Regions from separate parts of the Homo sapiens genome. Here region 1 is linked to region 2. A link is an interaction called in ENCODE POLR2A ChIA-PET data of the cell type or tissue named here. Cell type or tissue: OCI-LY7. All regions are shown on one strand.

Region 1 (2,500 bases), 250 kb after region 2:
AACAGTGCTCCACCTCTGGGCAGCTCACCTGAGCAAACATTTTCTGAGGTGTTGAATTGCAGAGCTAGGACACTCATATCAAAGGACAAGAAGCTGTGCCCTGCTTTCAAAGTCCAATCCTAGCTCCCTACCTCAAGGTTATCTGCTCTGGTGCCTGAATTTTCCAAGACAAGACTGTTCTGAATAAAAAGTTAAACCAAGTAAGGTACAGACTTGGAACCAGACATGATGCAGATGAAAGAGACATATTCACTTTCTAAATTTTTCTTTTTTTTAGAACTTTCACAACCAAATTATTGTTCATGTTTCCAGGTACAGAGGAGGCAACAAAACTAAGATTTTCAAAGCATATAATTCTATAATCCTTTATTGCCCACTATATATGTGGTTTTGTATTTCTCTTGCTTCTACAATTGTTTCCCCTGTTAAAAGATAATTTTCAATAAGGTAAAGTCTTGACTCTTATTCAAATATAAAATAAACTCATGTAGAAAATTTCATTTTAACCCCACTAATTAATGAGGGAACCAGAAAGGCTCAAAGAGACTAAAGAACAGATATAGATAAGTTACTAGGAATACTGAGGTGAATTTGCTACAGACGCAAAAACAGAGTCAAACTAGGGAGTAAAAATGTAAAGTTTGAAATCATTTCTCTTACAGGGTGGGAATCAATTGTATCTCTTCAGGACTACATTTCTACATCTCTATTTACAAAGATGCAAAACAGCCCAACTAAATGAAGCTAAATAAGAGAAGTGAGAAACCATGTCCTAAATTGGGTGCCCTCCAAAAACAACACAACTCAGTCAAAAAGTGGACTAAGATCTACAAAAGGAGGTAATGAAACACAACCATCATTAACTGTGGTACCTGCTGCAATGAAATTTTGAAAAAAATTCCCATGTAAATCAAAAATGCTTTCAAATTTATTTAAGAGAGGGATGGCCCTGTAGTTCTGGCAAATTTGAATAGGGGAGTTTCAAAAAACAGAAAGTGGTTGCACAGAACCACTTTGTCATATGAACAAAGAAACTATAGACAGCCAGGTGTTGTGGCTTATGCCTGTAAGTCCCAGTTACTTGGGAGGTTGAGGCAGGAGGATCTCTTGAGCCCAGGAGTTCGAGTCCAGCCTGAGCAACATAGTAAGATCTCATCTTAAAAAAGAAATAAAAGAAAGAGAGAGAGAAACAAACCATGTACAAAAAAACTCCAACACAATAAAGCTATGTCTTCCATCATAAGGGTGAGGGCAACTGGCTGAAGCAACTCTCTGGCAGAATCAAGATCAAGGTCTTCTTAGTAACATCCAACTCTTAGCAGAGACATGCTTTAGAAGAGGTGAAAAGAAAAAAGAGGGCCGGATGCAGTGGCTCATGCCTGTAATCCTAGCACTTTGGGAGGCCAAGGTGGGCAGATCATGAGGTCAGGAGTTCAAGACCAGCCTGACCAACATGGTGAAACCCCGTCTCTACTAAAAATACAAAAACTAGCTGTAATCCCAGCTACTCAGGAGGCTGAGGCAGGAGAATTGCTTGAACCTGGGAGGCAGAGGTTGCAGTGAGCTGAGATGGCGCCACTGCACTCCAGCCTGGGCAACAGAGGGAGACTCCATCTCAACAAAAGAGAGAAAGAGAGAGAGAAAAGAGGCCAGCCATGGTAGCTCACTCCTGCAATCCCAGCACTTTGGAAGGCTGAGGTGGGAGGATCACTTGAGCCCAGGAGTTTGAGACCAAGCCTGGACAACAAAGTGAGACCCCATCTCTATTTTTTTGAAATAAAAAATTAAATTGAAAATATAAGAGAAAAGAAAAGAAAGAGAAAGAGTTTGAAGTTTTTTCCAAAGTCTGGGAGAAACTTACGAGGTGGCTGCCACTTTGGCATCAGAGGTTGTGTGCCACAGAGGTGATGGCATGTTTCTGTGCAGTGAGGATCCAAGCCAGTCACCTGTACATTGTAGTCCAACTAGAGTTCAATAAACTTTGCTTGAAGAAAGAAGAAGAAAGAAATAGAGCAATAGCTTTTCCTAAATTAGTGACAACTTGAGCTACGAAACACAACAGGGAGGCAAGGAAGCCACCAGGATAACCCAACACTCCCACCAACCATGGCTTCCAGGCAAGGGGCCAACCATATTTAGAGAGGACACACTGCCTGCTCTGGAGAGCAAGTTCTGCAGACAGTGAGCTGGCTCTTCCAGAGTTCCTTTGGGATTTTCTCGGATACCAAATGCAGAGCCCAGCAGTGGAGCCAGCAGCTACTGTGTGAATGAAGCTCCAGTGCTAGGCAACCCCTCCAGGTCACAGAAACCCACCCGGCAGAACCATAGGCCTTGATGTTGTGCCATCTGTACAATAACTTAGACTGCAGTTGGCAAGAGAGACGTGAGAACATGATGTAGGGCCATGATTTTAGCCAAGTGGGGTAAAAAAGGGAAGGGCTATTTAAAACAACAAAAAACAAATACACTCAGAGAGCATTTGTGCCATCAAATACCAGAG
Region 2 (2,500 bases):
TGAAGAAATGAGATGCCCTCTTCCTGCCCCTGCCCCTGCCGTTGTGCACGGTTCACTCAGCAATGAGTGAACCAACACTTGCCACCATATGCATATTCCCTGGAGACATATTTGGGGAAACCTGATCAAGGGACACTCGGAGAATAGTGACATTGAGAGGCTGGCCCCCAAAAAGATGGCATCTGTGGTCTTTCCCTCCATATCATCAGCCTCTGCTCCAGACTTCCGAAAGCAGCTCTCCAATGCCTTCAGATTCAGGTTCAATCAAGTGGAGATGGGGAGGGTCAGGTTATGGCTCCACCTCCCTCTCTCTGTGCTTGTTTCCCAGCAAGACATGCACCAAGGCTGCTTTGCTGGGCTCCACCGCTGCTGCCCTTCCCTCACCTGCAGCTCCTGTCCCACTGAGCTGCAGCCAAAATCTGCCTGTTTGGCCCTCTCTCATGGCAGGGACCACATGGCACTCACCTCTGTTCCCCCAGCTGCTTCTGGCACAGTCCTGGGCACAACTGACATTAATGTTGTGTCAGCAAAGATTGAAAGTCCCTTTTTTGGGAACCTACTGCCTCAGTCCATTGCTCCCATCTACCTCTCCATGTCGAAGTCCATGCAGCCGCCAAAACCCAGGTCTAATGCTGATTCCTCCGTGCAGGCCTCTCTGATCCCCAGAGCTATGAGCTCACCTACCGTTAGTCCCTGGATCATGGGGAATGGCTCTCAAGGCTTTGATCACATTGCAGTGTCAATGTGGGATGATTAGTTCTCTAAGCTGCACATCTCCCTGCTGGGTTGTAACTTCTCAGAGCTGGAAGCTGGTCTCACCCATCTCCATGTGCTCCATGTGGCCCAGCTGTGCCACTCAGGCACACAGTAGGTGCCTAGGAAGCTCTGCAATCTGCTTACTGTCTCTCAGCCGAGGGCCTGTCCTGAGATGCAGAGTGGTGCTGATGTTGATATCTCTGAAGACCTGGGCTAGGAGAGGCCTGGCTATTTCAGCAGGAGATCCTGGAGTCCACCCAGGTCCAAGGAGAGAGGCCCTGGATCTGCGCAATGAGCTGTTTGGCAGGAAAGCCAGTGCCTTACAATCACAAGACAGACAGACCCCAGTCTCATCTGGGCCCACAGAAACTTCTGTTATTCAGTGAATAACAATAAACTGGAGACTCAGTGACCAAGGGGTCTGACTCAGCCAGCAAGGATGTGGCAGCTGCCTGCCCAGCACACACATGCAGGCTTGTGACTGGTTCTCTGTGGCCCAGCCCTATCTTGGACACACTGTTGCCCCAGGTTGTTCAGCCTTGCATCCCAGGCCTGTCAGCACATTGATGGCAGCCTGTGAGTCCCAGGGGCCTGCCGGGTCTCCTCATGTAACACTCCCTATCCTCCAAGGTGGGAGTGGAGGAGTTCTCTGTGTGGGAGGGACAGCTGCACCCCACTTTGCCTCTGAGATGCTCTTCCCCAGTAGTGTCTGTGCTGCCACTGAGGGGGCCTTTGGTAACAGGCTGCTTCAGGTAACCAGGCTCATTGTGAGGAGGCACAAGGGTAGGAGGGAATTAGGAGTCCAGGTATGTTCAGACTTAGCTATCGTTGGAATGCAGCGGGGTGGGGCCAGGGGAAGGGGGCTGGGAACCTGGAATGCTGTTTGGCACTGGGGCTCTATTGACTCCCTGGGCTATCTTGTAGCTCTGAGGCAGCAGGAGCTGCAAGATGCCAGGTTGGAGTGCTGCGCTGAAGGTTGCTCATGACTCATTTGTCCCTGCCTCCTTCTGGCTTTCTCACCACATCTCCAGTTCAAATTACTATGAAGGAGAGAATCAGAATGACTCAGGTCGGCACCAGGTTAATGAGAGCCTCTGATTCAGGCCACTTCTAGGCTCCTGGGGTGTCCAGAGATCACAGCCCTTGGGTTAGACATTCCCCACAGGCCCAGTCACCTGGGCTGGAGTACAATTGAGGGGTGAGGGTTGTTGCCTGAACTGAAGTTGTCGTGGCTCCCCCATGGCAGCACTGCAGGAATGGCCACATTTGTGGAAAGACTTCTTTGATGTGTTGAGCACCTTGGCTGTCTTGTCCAATCCAATCATGCTCTGGAATAGGTCTTAACCTCTCCTTCTATCAGCAGTCTGCTGAGATCAGGATGTTGTTGATCACATGGGCCATAGGTTTCATTGCTGAGCTGAGCTCTTCACACCAGGCCTCCCATGGGGCTTGGAGGCAGCTGATCTCACTATATGACGCTGATGGCAATGGGGCCAGAAGGGCCAATGACCTAGTGAGGATCCACAAGGCTGTCTCCCCAGAGGCCACTCTATGTCCTACATCAGCCCCCACATAGTTTGCAAGAATAGGCTCAGCCAGGGAAGACCCGGGACCTCCTGTTGAACATGGGCCAGGAGGAGAGCCCCCCAGTCCCCAACCAGAGGCCCTGTTCTGAGCCCCACAATGGCAAAGTGACTAACTTTGGCAACAGAGTCAAGAAGAAAGAGCCTGGTCAGGAATTAAG

Evidence for each region. Peaks named below come from ENCODE experiments on the same cell type or tissue, not always from the same donor. Only the 100,000 strongest peaks of a DNase experiment are listed, where the experiment ranks them.
Region 1: POLR2A ChIA-PET joins it to region 2 with 5 read pairs; 2 of 35 experiments call an interaction of 5 or more read pairs at or near these places.

What each region holds. Positions count from the first base shown.
Region 1 is chr7:127,910,657-127,913,156 of GRCh38, reverse strand. All of the region lies in intron 14 of SND1 (staphylococcal nuclease and tudor domain containing 1), which reads right to left. Among named protein-coding and RNA genes, the nearest start is that of SND1-IT1, 86 kb to the left of the region's middle. In OCI-LY7, no CTCF peak of the experiment used is centred here; DNase peaks (open chromatin) are centred at 806 and 1,026; H3K4me3 peaks cover 1,094 bases; H3K27ac peaks cover 1,752 bases.
Region 2 is chr7:128,163,493-128,165,992 of GRCh38, reverse strand. No RefSeq gene overlaps it. Among named protein-coding and RNA genes, the nearest start is that of MIR129-1, 43 kb to the left of the region's middle. In OCI-LY7, no CTCF peak of the experiment used is centred here; no DNase peak of the experiment used is centred here.